Regions from separate parts of the Homo sapiens genome. Here region 1 is linked to region 2. A link is an interaction called in ENCODE POLR2A ChIA-PET data of the cell type or tissue named here. Cell type or tissue: endothelial cell of umbilical vein. All regions are shown on one strand. Links, peaks and the distances in the headings refer to the core of each region. The heading gives the core; the rest is flanking DNA. Region 1 overlaps DNM1 (dynamin 1). Region 2 overlaps GLE1 (GLE1 RNA export mediator).

Evidence for each region. ChIA-PET counts read pairs that join two places held together with the same protein. Peaks named below come from ENCODE experiments on the same cell type or tissue, not always from the same donor. Only the 100,000 strongest peaks of a DNase experiment are listed, where the experiment ranks them.
Region 1: POLR2A ChIA-PET joins it to region 2 with 7 read pairs; 2 of 35 experiments call an interaction of 5 or more read pairs at or near these places.

The regions. Positions count from the first base shown.
Region 1 is chr9:128,209,514-128,212,013 of GRCh38, forward strand. The region is part of intron 1 of DNM1 (dynamin 1); the gene reads left to right. Among named protein-coding and RNA genes, the nearest start is that of DNM1, 7.4 kb to the left of the region's middle. In endothelial cell of umbilical vein, for the core only: no CTCF peak of the experiment used is centred there; no DNase peak of the experiment used is centred there; H3K27me3 peaks cover 470 bases.
Region 2 is chr9:128,511,976-128,524,649 of GRCh38, forward strand. It overlaps GLE1 (GLE1 RNA export mediator), which reads left to right. Exons shown (of 16, transcript NM_001003722.2): 3 at 3,554-3,664; 4 at 10,693-10,841; 5 at 11,305-11,365; 6 at 11,617-11,871. Among named protein-coding and RNA genes, the nearest start is that of GLE1, 14 kb to the left of the region's middle. In endothelial cell of umbilical vein, for the core only: no CTCF peak of the experiment used is centred there; no DNase peak of the experiment used is centred there; H3K27ac peaks cover 436 bases.

The sequences.
Region 1 (2,500 bases), core at 1-2,500, 310 kb before region 2:
TGAGGAATTGCTAAATGCAATACATTCTGCCCTCCCACCATAACAAACACACCTTCATCACAACCTGACCAGCTGGGTTTGAATTCAGAATTTCAGACTCCTTGGAGTTCCGTGGTGGATGTGGAGGCGTGGGGACAGGTGTCCCCTCTCCGCAGGCTGCCCCGTCATTTCCCTCTTTATCCCTCCAGGGTTCACTTGTGAACACCCCAGCCCTCATATCCCAGCTCCAGAAAGGACCCACCTTGGGCCTGGGCTGGTCCCCACTTGGGCCTGGGCGGTGGGCTTGGAACTGCTTGAGAGGGAATTCTGGGGCATCTGAGCGTAGCCTACGAGGGGAGCACAGGCTTCAGCTGGGCACCTCCCCTGGCCCCTGGGGAACTCTTTGCCCCATGGGGAGGGTGAAGCCAGAGGAGGTCCAGAGAGGGACCCCTAAGTGTAAGTCTCAGACTAAGGGCTCCATTCCCCAGGCCTAAGGGCAGTACTGATGTCTTCTATCATTCCAAGTTTTTGTTTTGTTTTGTTTTGTCTGTTTTGTTTTGTTTTGTTTTGTAAGACAGGATCTCACTCTGTCACCCAGGCTGGAGTGCAGTGGGGCGATCTTGGCTCACTGCAGCCTTGACCTCCCGGGCTCAAGCCATCCATCCTCCCACCTCAGCCTTCCGAGAAGCTGGGATGACAGGCATGTGTCACCACACCCAGCTAAGTTTTTTATTTTATTTTTTGTGGAGATGGGGTCTCACCATGTTGCCCAGGGTGGCCTCAAACTCCTGGACTCAAGTGATCCTCCCACTTTGGCCTTCCAACCAGGTTTTTATTTTATTTGTATTTATTTGGCATTATTATTATTATTATTATTATTATTATTAGAAACAGGGTCTTGCTCGGTCACCCAGGTTGGAGTGCAGTGGCACAATCTCAGCTCACTGCAACCTCCGCCTCCCAGGTTCAAGCAATTCTCCTACCTCAGCCTCCCAAGTAGCTGAGACTAACAGGCACCCGCCATCATGCCTGGCTAATTTTTGTATTTTTAGTAGAGATGGGGTTTCACCATATTGGCCAGGCTGGTCTCGAATTCCTGACCTCAGGTGATCTGCCCGCCTTGGCCTTGCAAAGTGCTGGGAATACAGGTGTGAGCCACCAGGTTTTTAGATGGCAAAAATGACACAGAGAGCGTAGGGAACCTGCCTAATGTCACACAGCAATTGAATCAGAGGCAGGCCAGGAACAGGCATGGGTCTCCTGCCTCCAGTCCACACTTTTCCATGTTTCTGTCTACCCTATTCCCCACCCCAGTCCCACCCATGTGTGCACACACCTACACACCTCAGTGTCTCCTCCTCTCCTCTTCCTGGGCGACTCTCTGGCACTCTTACCCATTCCCTGGAATGAAATCTGGCTAAGAAACAAGAATCATTTGGAGAAGTCAGCCCTGGCAACTTAGAATTACTATAAGCAACAGAAAAAAAAAAAGTAATATTGAGCTTGGAAGGTGTTCAAAATATTCTCCTGAATGGCATCTTCCCAGTGCCCTGGCCAGAGGCCCCAAGATCAACTGCCTGCCGGCTCCCCCATCCTCCCCATCTGACTTGGTCCCCATGCCCTGTGGATTCTGCCCAGTTCACTCCTGTCTACCTCAGACTCCAGCCCCTTTGTCTTAGCAGCAGAGGTAGTTTCCTCCCTTGCCCCCTAATCCATTCCCCGCCCGACAGCATGAAACTCTCTCCAGCCTCCCAATCTATCTTCCTAGCTTGAAGCCCTCTTTGGATTCCCTGCCCTCAAAACGGAACCCCACACCTGAGTTGGGCCCCTGAGGGCTGATTACCCAGTCCTGCTTCCTTTCAGCCGCTCCCTCCTGGTCTACCTGAATATATTACAGTGCGTGGGAAAAATAGGGCCGTGCCCTCTCTCTCACTCTCCTGGGGTGCTATTGCATATGCTGTTCTCTCGCCTGGAAGCCTCTTTTTTTTTTTTTTTTTTTTTTTTTTCTGTACAGACAGGGTCTTGTTATGTTACCCAGGCTGGTCTCAAACTTCTGGCCTCAAGCCAGGTCTCAAACTCCTGGCCTCAAGCTGGGGCTTGAACTCCTGGCCCCAAGCGATCCTCCCACCTCAGCCTCCCAAAGTATTGGGATTACAGGATTCCAGGTGGCTGGCCCCTGGAAAGCTCTTCACCCTGCCGTTGTCTTCCTCTTTCACTGGGTCTTTCCTCCAAGTGTCACATCAGCCAACACCTCCTCTGGGATGCCTTCTCTGATGACCCTCTCCTGCCATGACCTGGCCCTCCCTGTGTGGGGTGGGGCTTTGTTTTCTCCCAGATGGGAAGCTGTAGAGGAAGAAAGAAGCCCGTTGCCTTGGGCTCAGAGCTCCTGGCAGAGGGCGGCTCCAACCATGGTTAATATTAACAACGTATCTAGTCATGACTGTGTTATTCTTTAATCACTCTGTCTCATGTGCCTCTCTTCTTAGGTCAGGGAAAGGAGGCCACTAGCCAGGGTGGGGAG
Region 2 (12,674 bases), core at 9,981-12,480:
TAATTTTTGTACTTTTAGTAGACGGGGTTTCACCATGTTGGCCAGGCTGGTCTCGAACTCCTGTTCTCAGGTGATCTGCCCAACTTGGCCTCCCAAAGTTCTGGGATTACAGGCGTGAGCCACCAGGCCCGGCCTGGGTGAAGATTTATTTATTTAACATTCCTGAATTAGCAGAACTGTAGAGAAGGAGAATAGCTTAGAGATGAGGGATGGGGGAGGAAGTGGTGAGGCTATAAATATAGGTGTGACATGGGGTGGTTGGTGGTGATAGAACAGCTTTGTATCTTGAGTGTGGTGGTGTTTACATGAATCTACATGTGATAAAATTACATAGAACTATACATAAGCACAAATGAATGCCTTTAAAACTGGTGAAATCTGAATAAGCTCTGTGGATTGTACCAATATCAATTTACTGGTTTTGTTATTTTATTGTATTTATGAAAGACATTACTATTGGGGGAGACTGGGTGAAAAGTACATGCGACCTTCCTGTATGTATTTTTGCAACCTTCTGTGAACATTAATTATTTAAAAATTAAAATTTTTAAAAAGTATTTTTATGAGCAGCTTCTTGGCAACAGATTCTGATCTGATCCTGCCAATATTGTGGCGTGCCCTCAGGTGGGCCTCTTTTCCTCAGTGGACTTCAGTGTCTTTATCTGTAAATCTCATTCTGGACCAAATTGCTGAGGTCTTTTTTTTTTTTAATATGGAGTTTCGCTTTTGTCGCCCAGGCTGGAGTGCAATGGCGTGATCTCGACTCACTGCAACCCCAGGTTCAAGTGATTCTCCTGCCTCAGCCTCTTGAGTAGCTGGGATTACAGGCACGCGCCACCATGCCTGGCTAATTTTGTATTTTTCGTAGAGACGGGGTTTCACCATGTTGGTCAGGCTAGGTGACCTCAGGTGATCCACCCGCCTTGGCCTCCCAACATGCTGGGATTACAGGCATGAGCCACCGTGCCCAGCCCGAGGTTATTTTCACGTATAAAATTCCGTAATTTTTGGAGCCACTGCGCCTGGCCTAATAAATTATTAAATGGTTTTATGTAATGGATTGTCACATTATTTAGGAATTTTTGGTATTTACGTAAGAAAAACCCAGTTTGGCTTAAGGGACTGAGGGAAGTATTAATTAGTTCATGTAACTAGGAAGTCTAGGAGTGCATTTGGAATCACCTAGATCTAGGAACATCTACATTCTGCATCTTTCTGCTTGACATTATTTATTATTATTTTTCAAACATCTCCCCCACATAGGATTGATTATTTTTGACTCAATCTAGTGTCCCAAACATGGGGCTTTGCCTCTCCATTTCTCAGTTATTGGTTTCATTGTTGAGATAGATTAGGTGGCAAGATGGCTACTGGTAGCCCTGGACTCAGCATCTTCTTAGGTTAGCATTCCCAGATAGCTTCATCAGAAAAGTTCAAAGATATCCATGTCAGGTGTGTTAATGAAAATAAAAAAGCTGGGTGTGGAATCCCAGGACTTTGGGAGGCCAAGGCAGGTGGAACATTTGAGCTCAGGCATTCGAGACTAGCCTGCGCAACATGGGGAAACTCCATATTTACAAAAAAATTACCTGAACATGATGGCTCATGCCTACGGTCCCAGCTACTCAGAAGGCTGAGGTAGGAGGATCCTTGATCCTGGAAGGTCATGGCTGCAGTGAGCCTAGATAGCACGACTGTATGCCAGCACGGGTGATAGAGTAAGACCCTGTCTCAAAAAAAAAAAAAAGAAAAGAAAAAAGGCGGGGTGCGGTGGCTCACGCCTGTAATCCCAGCACTTTGGAAGGCCAAGGCGGGTGGATCACGAGGTCAAGAGATCAAGACCATCCTGGCTAACATGGTGAAACACCATCTCTACTAAAAATACAAAAAAAATTATCCTGGCGTGGTGGAGGGTTCCTGTAGTCCCAGCTACTTGGGAGGCTGAGGCAGGAGAATGGCATGAACCCGGGAGGCAGAGCTTGCAGTGAGCCGAGATTGCGCTACTGCACTCCAGCCTGGGCAACAGAGTGAGACTCCATCTCAAAAAAAAAAAAAAAGAAAAAGAAAAAGAAAAAAAATAGGCCAGGCATAGTGGCTCATGCCTGTAATTGTAGCACTTTGGGAGCCTGAGGTAGGAGGCTTGCCTGAGACTAGGAGTTTGGGACCAGCCTGGGCAACATGACAAAACCCTGTCTCTACAAAAAAATACAAAAATTAGCCAGGTGTGGTGGCGTGCGCCAGTGGTCCCAGCTACTTGTGAGACTGAGGCAGGAGGATCAATTGAAGCTGGAAGGTCCAGGCTGTAATGATCCGTGATCACGCCACTATACTCCAGCCTGGGAAACAGAGTGAGATCTTGTTTCAAAAAAAAAAAAAAAAAAAAACTTAGAAAAGTTCAAAGATGAACTCTGGCCTTCAGGTCATATTTTTCATTCCTCAAGTCCATACTGGGTGTAGGAGGATAGCAGACTTTTTTTTTTTTTTTTTTTGAGACGGAGTCTCTGTATCCCAGGCTAGAGTGCAGTCGTACGATCTCTGCGCACTGCAAGCTCCACCTCCCAGGTTCACGCCATTCTCCCGCCTCAGCCTCCCGAGTAGCTGGGACTACAGGCGCCCGCCACCATGCCTAGGCACGTGCCACCATGCCCGGCTAACTTGTGTATGTTTGGTAGAGACAGAGTATGTCTTGTGTATGTTTAGTAGAGACAGGGTTTAGTAGAGACAGGGTATGTCTTGTGTATGTTTAGTAGAGACAGGGTTTCACCATGTTGGTCAGGATAGTCTCAAACTCCTGACCTTGTAATCCGCCCACCACAGCCTCCCAAAGTGCTGGGGAAAAAGGTGCCTGGCCTTTTTTTTGAGATGGAGTCTTGCTCTGTCGCCCAGGCTGGAGTGCAGTGGCGCGATCTCAGCTCACTACAGCCTCCGCCTCCTGGGTTCAAGGGATTCTCCTGCCTTAGCCTGCCTCCTCAGTAGCTGGGATTATAGGTGCGTGCCACCACGCCTGGCTAATTTTTGTGTTTTTAGTAGGGACGGGGTTTCACCATGTTGGTCAGGATGGTCTCGAACTCCTGACTTTGTGATCCGCCCACCTCTGCCTCCCAAAGTACTGGGATTACAGGCGTGAGCCACCACACCCGGCCTGAGGATAGAGTACTTTGATAGCCAGCTTTCTCCTGAAGCCAGGAGGATGGAAGCTTAGGGATGTAGGTTGGGGATACTCCATCCAAAGCATCCCAGGATAAATGGACACTGATCTGAAGAAAGGGGAAACATTTTCTAGGCAGAGTAAAACAAACAAGTCAAAAAAAACATAGAAAAACCCAAAAAATCACCCAAAGTAACAAACATCAATTTATTAAAGAAAACAATTAGAACAAAGTCAATGTCATTCATGAAAAGCACACTAGTTCTGACCTAAATTTTTTTTTTGCTCTTGTTATTGGTGGTTGTTCATAAGTTGGGATGTGGTCTTTGTCTAGAAGAGATAACACCAACTTTACCATATTAAAAACTTATTTTTTAATTATTTTTCCATTTTCTGCTCATATAGGGCAAAGATGAGTCCCAGCACACAGAATCTATGGTACTTCAGTCCTCACGGGGGATCAAAGTGGAAGGCTGCGTCCGAATGTACGAACTGGTACACAGAATGAAAGGAACAGTAAGTGAACCCATGAAGGAAGGCAGCCTTGATCCTGCGAGCCACATTTAACTGCAGTTCCCCAGGGCGTAGGAATGGGCACTGTATGCTACTCATCCTTCCCACCTACTGTTTAGTTTTGGGGGTAGTGTAATAGAGGTCAGGAGTGAGTGCTCTGAAGTCAAGTCTGGTTTCAGATCCTGGCTGTTACATTTTACATGTGACTTTGGGAAAATTACTTAGCCTTTTCTGGCTTCCATTTACTTCTCCAAAATTTGGAAATGGTCTGGGATTGTTAGATAAGCTTATTCTGAGAAAATGGGACCTTAGCCTCTTTTTTTTTTTTTTTGAGGTGGAGTTTTTGCTCTTGTTGCCCAGGCTGGACTGGACTACAGTGGTGTAATCTTGGCTCACTGCAACCTCCACCTCCCAGGTTCAAGTGATTCTCCTGCCTCAGCCTCCCAAGTAACTAGGATTACAGGCTCGCGCCACCACACCCAGCTACTTTATTTTCTATTTACTAGAGACGGGGTTTCACTATGTTGGTCAGGCTGGTCTCGAACTCCTGACCTCAGGTGATTCACCTGCCTCAGCCTCCCAAGGTGCTGGGATTACAGGCATGAGCCACGATGCCCAGTCAGGACCTTAGCCTCTTGAAAAAATAGCAGCACTATTTTAATTAATTTATTTGATTGTATTTTGTTTTTGTTTTTGTTTTTGAGATGGAGTCTTGCTCTGTTGCCCAGGCTGTAGTACAGTGGCACCATCTCGGCTCACCGCAAGCTCCGCCTCCCAGGTTCATGCTATTCTCTTGCCTCAGCCTCCCAAGTAGCTGGGACTACAGGTGCCTGTCACCACGCCCAGCTAATTTTTTGTATTTTTAGTGGAGACAGGGTTTTGCCGTGTTAGCCAGGACGGTCTTGATCTTCTGACCTCGTGATCTGCCCGCCTCGGCCTCCCAGAGTGCTGGGATTACAGGCATGAGCCACCGTGCCCGGCCTGTTTTTTGTTTTTGTTTTTTTGAGACAGAGTCTTGCTGTTGTCAGCCCGGGCTGGAGTGCAGTGGTGCAATCTTGGCTCACTGCAACCTCCGCCTCCTGGGTTCCAGCAATTCTCCTGCCTGAGCCTCCCAAGTAGCTGAGATTACAGGCGCCTGCCACCACGCCTGGCTAATTTTTGTATTTTTTAGTAGAGACGGGGTTTCACCGTGTTGGCCAGGCTGGTCTCAAACTCCTGACCTCAGGTGATCCACCCACCTCAGCCTCCCAAAGTGCTGGGATTACAGGCATAAGCCACTGCGCCCAGCATGTATTTTTTTTTAATTAGGAAAGCAATGCATGATCTTGTAAAAATGTTTCAGAGTACAGGAATTTAGAAAATGAAAGTCTTGGCCAGGCACGGAGGCTCATGCCCGTAATCCCAGCACTTTGGGAGGGTGAGGCAGGTGGATCACCTGAGATAAGGAGTTCCAGACTGGCCTGGCCAACATGGCGAAACCCCATCTCTACTAAAAATACAAAAATTAGCCGGGCATGGTGGCACATGCCTATAATACTAGTTACTGGGGAGGCTGAGGCAGGAGAATCACTTGAACCCGGGAGGCAGAGGTGGCAGTGAGCCAAGATTGTGCCACTGCACTCTAGCCTGGGCAGCAGGGCAATACTTTATCTCAAAAAAAAAAAAGAAAAAGAAAATGAAAGTCTTCTAACATCTTGCCTCATTGGTCATTGAGTCAATAAATATTTGCTGAGCACCTATGTGCTAGATGCTGTTCCAGGTCTAGATAAAACAGTAAACATTATAGACATAGAGCTTATATTGTGGTGGGAAGAGACAGAAGTAAACAAGAGAAATAAGTAAAATATTTGGAACATTGTTGTAATCTGGGTGAAAGATGGTGGTTGCTTAGAGTAGGGTGGTAGCAATGGAGATGGTGAGAAACGACTAATTCTGCATATCAGAGTTGTTTTAATTCAAAGATTTATTTCCTGCATCTTTGGAAATTTTTCCCCTTGATTAGTTCACCTCTCCATTGCCTAAGTTAATCCTCTATATGTCCTATTCTTTCTTTCATTTTCCTTTTGTCTTATTGTTTTGTTTTCTAGAAGATTTCTATATTTTATTCTCCACCTGTTGATTGAAAAAATATATATGTATTTATTATGTCTAATTTTCATGAGTTTTTTTGTATTCTCCACTTCTTCCTTTTTCAGAGCATCTTATTCTCATTTCTTATCATATTCAGAGCTCTTTTTCAGATTCACTTGTGTTCCTTGATATACATGTCCTTCTGGATTCATTATTTTTTATTTGTTCATCTTGATCCCTTTTAGGATATAGAGATTCCTCAGTTATCTAAAGATCCTTATTGCTAGTAATCAGATCAGAGATTCAAGGGGAATAATCAGAAACAAGGTTATTAAGCTTTAGGACTTCCTAAGTGCCAGCATATTGTTTTGGAATACTAGTTCCCATACTGATTAGCTGTTTCTGGACAGTTTATTCATTTTCTTAAAAAAAACTCACGTGCCTGGCCTATTTTTTTTTTTTTCCGTATTCTGTTAGTCACGGTAGTCATAAAGTCCACTCAGGTTGAAGTAGAGGGTATGGAAGGATTGTCAGACAATTTGCAGATCTGTTTTAAAATCATTACAGCACAGGGCCGGGCCTGTTGGCTCACACCTGTAATCCCAGCACTTTCGGAGGCCGAGGCAGGCAGATCACTTGAGGTCAGGAGTTTGACACCAGCCTGGCCAACACAGTAAAACCCTGTCTCTACTAAAAATACAAAAATTAGGCAGGCATAGTGGTGCACGCCTGTAATCCCAGCTACTCAGGAGGCTGAGGCTGGACAATCACTCGAACCTGGGAGGTGGAGGTTGCAGTGAGCCAAAATCGCACCACTGTACTCCAGCCTGGGTGACAGAGTTGAGAATCCGTCTCTAAAAAATAAAAAATAAAAATAAAATAGCTGGACATGGTGGCTTGCACTGGTAATCCCAGCACTTTGGGAGGCCGTGGTGGATGGATCACGAGGTCGGGAGTTCGAGACCAGCCTGGCCAACATAGTGAAACCCCGTCTCTACTAAAAATACAAAAATTAGCCAGGCATGGTGGCAGGCACCTGTAGTCCCAGCTACTTGGGAGGCTGAGGGAGGAGAATCGCTTGAACCCAGGAGGCGGAGTTTGCAGTGAGCCAAGATTGCACCACTACACTCCAGCCTGGGCGACAGAGCGAGACTCCAAAAAAAAAAAAAAAAGCTGGGCACTGTTGCGGGAAGTCAGGGACCCCAAATGGAGGGACTGGCTGAAGCCATGGCAGAAGAACATGGATTGTGAAGATTTCATGGACATTTATTAGTTCCCCAAATTAATACTTTTATAATTTCTTATGCCTGTCTTTACTGCAATCTCTAAACATAAATTGTAAAGATTTCATGGACACTTATCACTTCCCTAATCAATACCCTTGTGATTTCCTATGCCTGTCTTTACTTTAATCTCTTAATCCTGTCAGCTGAAGAGGATGTATGTCGCCTCAGGACCCTGTGATAATTGCATTAACTGCACAAATTGTAGAGCATGTGTGTTTGAACAATATGAAATCTGGGCACCTTGAAAAAAGAACAGGATAACAGCAATGTTTAGGAAACAAGAGAGATAACCTTAAACTCTGACCGCCGGTGAGCTGGGCAGAACAAAGCCATATTTCTCTTCTTTCAAAAGCAAATGGGAGAAATATCGCTGAATTCTTTTTCTCAGCAAGGAACATCCCTGGGAAGGAGAATACGCGCCTGGGGGTAGGTCTATAGATGGCCCCCTGCATGTGGCCGTCTTTTATGGTCTGTAGACTGTAGGGGTGACATAGACCCCAGTCTCCCATAGCGCTCCCAGGCTTATTAGGAAGAAGAAATTCCTGCCTAATAAATTTTGGTCAGACCGGTTGCTCTCAAAACCCTGTCTCCTGATAAGATGTTATCAATGACAGTGGTGCCTGAAACTTCATTAGCAATTTTAATTTCACCCTGGTCCTGTGGTCCTGTGGTCCTGTGATCTCGCGATCTCGCCCTGCCTCCATTTGCCTTGTGATATTCTGTTACCTTGTGAAGTACTTGATGTGTGTGACTCACACCCTATTCGTATACTCCCTCCCCTTTTGAAACTCCCTAATAAAAACTTGCTGGTTTTACGGCTTGTGGGGCATCACAGAACCTACCGACATGTGATGTCTCCCCCGGATGCCCAGCTTTAAAATTTCTCTCTTTTGTACTCTGTCCCTTTATTTTTCAAGCTGGCCAATGCTTAGGGAAAATAGAAAAGAACCTACATGACTATTGGGGCAGGTTCCCCAATAGGGCACCCGTGGCTTACACCTGTAATCCCAGCACTTTGGGAGGCTGAGGCGGGAGGATCACAAGGTCAAGAGATCGAGACCATCCTGGCCAACACTGTGAAACCCCGTCTCTACTAAAAATACAAAAATTAGCTGGGCGTGGTGGCACATGCCTGTAAACCCAGCTACTTGGGAGGCTGAGGCAGGAGAATCGCTTGAACCTGGGAGGCGGAGGTTGCAGTGAGCCGAGATGGTGCCAGTGCACTCCAGCCTGGGTGACAGTGTGAGACTGTGTCTCCAAAAAATATATATATATATGTATATATGTGTGTATATATATGTGTATATATGTATATATGTGTATATATGTATATGTGTGTATATGTGTATATGTGTATATATGTATGTGTGTATATATGTATATATGTATATGTGTATATATGTATGTGTGTATATATGTATATATATGTATATATGTATATATATGTATATATATATAAAAAATACAATAAAATCATTATAGCACAAATGCTTGGCTCTTGGCTGTTTTGATCTAATGACTAGGGGAAGACAGCAAGAGTTGACTGTTTTGTCTACAAACATTTAGCCGGTAGCTCCGTTTTCAGCCTGATGAGGCCCACCTATATGAGTCGTGGCATTTCCCAGTCTTGAGACTCTGCAGTTCGGCTGGTAGATTGGCTTTCTGCTCCCGTGAGGCATCGTCTGCTTCTCACACACATCGTGTGTGTGTGTGTGTATCCTTGGGTTTTCTCAGCTCTGCTCTATCATTTATTGCTTCTCCACTATTTTTTTTTTTTTAAAGACAGGGTCTCGCTCCGTTGCTCAGGCTGGAATACAGTGGTGCAATCACCGCTCCTTGCAGCCTTGACCTCCTGGGTTCAGGCATTCCTCCTACCTCAGCTCTTTCTGCTTTCTAAATAACTGGGACTGCAGGTGTGCACCACCACAGCCAGATAATTTTTAAATTTTTGGTAGAGACGGGGGTCTCTCTGTTGCCCAGGCTGGTCTCGAACTCCTGGGCTCAAGTGATCCTCCCACTTTGGCCTCCTCAAGTGCTGGGATTACAGATCTCAGCCAGTGCACCTGGCTATTTCTCCACTGACTGTTTTCCAGAAGTATGTAGAAGATTTTTCCCTGCTGGTGACATCTCTCATGCTCTATGTGGTGTTATGTCTTTTTTTTCTTTCCAATTCTCACTTTAACAGAGTCCCAGAGGAGAGGACATATATGCTTGTTTAGTTTGCCTTCTTTCGCTGGAAGCTTTAAAATAAGTTTTAAGACTGGGTACAGTTGGCTTATGCCTATAATCCCAGCAGTTTGGGAGGCCAAAGTGGGAGGATAGCTTGAGATCGGGAGCTCTAGACCATCCTGGGCAATATAGTGAGACCCTGACTCTATAAAAAATTTAAAAATTAGCCCCGTGTGATAGTGGACACCTTTAGTCCCAGCTACTCAGGTGGCTGAGTTGGGATGATCCCTTGAGCTCAGGAGTTCAAGGCTGCCGTGAGCTATAAGTGTGCCACTGCACTCTAGCCTACATGACAGGGTGAGACCCTGTCTCAAAAATAAACAAATAAACAAAATAAAATATAATTATGTTTTAAAATAAAATAACATAATGTCTTAACAGTAGATTTTGACATATCTCCATGCTAGCTGGCATCTCGTCATCTTTAAGGGCTGCATAGTATTCTGCAGTATGACTGTACTATAATACGTGTCGTCATTCCCCAGTTAAGTGGTTTTAAATGTATTGCTGTTATCAACAGGGCTCCAGTGAGCATTCTTGTACATATATCTTTGCACACACATACAAGCATTTCCTCAGGATAAATTCCTGAAATGGAACAAGTGTCAAAGGATATAGACACTTCAAATTTTGATAGTTAAAATGTCAAATTGCCTTTAACCATATGTGAGTACTCTCATGAAATGATAAATTCAATATCTGATACCCTTAGGTACTAAGGAAAAGGACTTTCCTTAGTGGAGGTCCAGGAGAAAATCTTCGAGGCAGAGATTAACAAAATCAGTGAGATAGGAATGTGTATAGCTTGTTTATGGAATTAGAATGAGGATTTCCGTAAATTACCAATGAACCCCATAAGACTACACAGGATGGAAGCTTAATAGTGCATGGCTGTTTGATGTCATGTTGCTAAATTCCTGTCCGTTCCCAACTTGTACTGGAGTGACATAAACCATATGGGGCAATTGGAAGAGCTTTCCAAAACAGCTGAGCTTAAAGATCAAGCAAAAGGAGAAAGGATATTCCTGCAAAGGTTCTGATTCCATGCCCTTAAGTATCTCTGATGGTGTTAGGGGCCGATGGGCAGGTAGCCCGCAGGGGTAAATGATCAAGGTGTTGAAGGCGCTCCAGAGAGCAGGTGTTAAACATTTTCGGCCGGGCGAGGTGGCTCACGCCTGTAATCCGAGCACTTAGGGAGGCCAAGGCAGGCGGATCACAAGGTCAAGAGATCAAGACCATCCTGGCCAACATGGTGAAACCGTCTCTACTAAAAATACAAAAATTAGCTGGGCATGGTGGCAGGCACCTGTAGTCCCAGCTACTTGGGGAGCTGAGACAAGAATCGCTTGAACCCGGGAGTTGGAGGTTGCAGTGAGCTGCACTCCAGCCTGGCGACAGAGAGAGATTCCATCTTAAAAAAAAAAAAAAAAAAAAAAACCTTTTCAGGAGGGCCTGAGGCTATGGCAGGAGGAGCAGGAGAGGAAGGTGCAAGCCCTCTCGGAGATGGCATCTGAACAACTGAAGCGGTTTGATGAATGGAAGGAACTGAAGCAGCATAAAGAATTCCAGGACTTGCGGGAAGTAATGGAGAAGAGGTGAGTCTCCCTGAATTATGACTGGGAATGTTGATGTGTTCAACTGGAACTCTTTCCCAAGAGGAATTCCAAAGGGAAAGAGTTGAACAACTTCTGAGTCCTTAAATATCAAGGTAAAATAGGCAGAGAATTTTATAACCTGGAAAAAAGACCAAACTTGGAGAGACAACCAAAGGAACACAAAGAGGGAGGCTTTTAGGAGAGGTAAAACAATTTTACGGGCGTGGTGGAACACAGCTGTAGTCTCAATTACTAGAGAGGCTGAGGCAGGAGGATTGCTTGAGTCCAGGAGTTTGAGGCTGTGGTGAGCTATGCTCTGCAGCCTGGGCAACATAACGAGACCCCATCTCTAAGAAAAAGGGAAGGAAGGGAAGGGAGGGCAGGGAGAGGGAGAGAAAAGAAAGAAAGAAAAACAATTTCAGGAAGTATCCCTGACTATTCCTCCCTGCCATTTTTCATGCAGCTCCAGAGAAGCCTTGGGACACCAAGAGAAGCTAAAAGCTGAGCACCGTCACAGAGCAAAGGTCAGAGCCTGGCAGAATTGGTGTGGGTGTTTTGGTGTCTGTCTGTAACCTGCCTGGAGAGCCAGGTTTTGGCAGATGGCCACCATGGAGGATCTGGGCCGTATTATGCCTGTGTATGACTAACCTTGGGATGTCCTCTTCCTGCTCTGAGCCCATCTGTGAAAATATGTAGCCCACGTAGAATTTGAGGACTGTAGAAAGAAGAAGCCCAGGAACCCCTCAGAGAGAAGTCACTCAGCCCTTTTCTACAGATTCTCAACCTGAAGCTGCGGGAAGCAGAGCAGCAGCGCGTGAAGCAAGCAGAACAGGAGCGGCTTCGGAAGGAAGAAGGCCAGATCCGCCTGCGGGCCCTCTATGCTCTGCAGGAGGAGATGCTGCAGCTCAGCCAGCAGCTGGATGCCTCTGAGCAGCACAAAGCCCTGCTTAAGGTCGACCTGGCTGCCTTCCAGACCCGAGGCAACCAGCTGTGCAGCCTCATCTCAGGGATCATCCGGGCCTCTTCAGAGGTGAGGGGGGCTTCAGAGTGACTCTTTGCTGTCTTTGAAATGGAAGCCTTTAAAAGCAAAACTGTTTTCTGACTTAAAAAGTAATACCTGCTATCTGCTTATTGGGGGAAATACCAAACATTACTTGTTATCTCCATATCTCTTTACCTAGAAGTAACCACTGTTAACATTTTATTTTGTTTCTTTTATTTATTTCTTTATTTTTATACCTGCTTATTCTGGAGTCTTTTTTTTTTTTTTTTTTTTTTTTTGTGATGGGGTTCCCCTTTGTCACCCAGGCTGGAGTGCAGTAACACAGTCTCAGCTCATGCAACCTCTGCCTCCCGGGCTCAAGTGATCCTCCCACCTCAGTCTCCTGAGTAGCTGGGACTACAGGCGCATACCACCATGCCCTGCTAATTTTTGTATTTTTTTGTAGAGACAGGGTTTTGCCATGTTGCTCAGGCTGGTCTCTAACTCCTGGGCTGAAGTGATCCCCCTACTTCGGCCTCCCAAACTGCTGAGATTACAGGTGTGAGCCACGGTGCCAAACTTTTTTTGTTTCGTTTTGTTTTTAAATTAGCAATAGAGATCTCACTATGTTTCCCAGGCTGGTCTTGAACTCCTGGGCTGAAGTGATCCTCCCACCTTAGCCTCCCGAAGTATTGGGGTTACAGGCACGAGCCATTGTACCTGCCCTGTTTCTTTGCTTTGCTTTTTTTTTTTTTTTTTTTTTTTTTTTTTGAGACAGGGTCTCACACTCTTGCCCCGGCTGGAGTGCAGTGGTGTGATCATGGCTCACTTCAACCTCCGGCTTCCAGGTT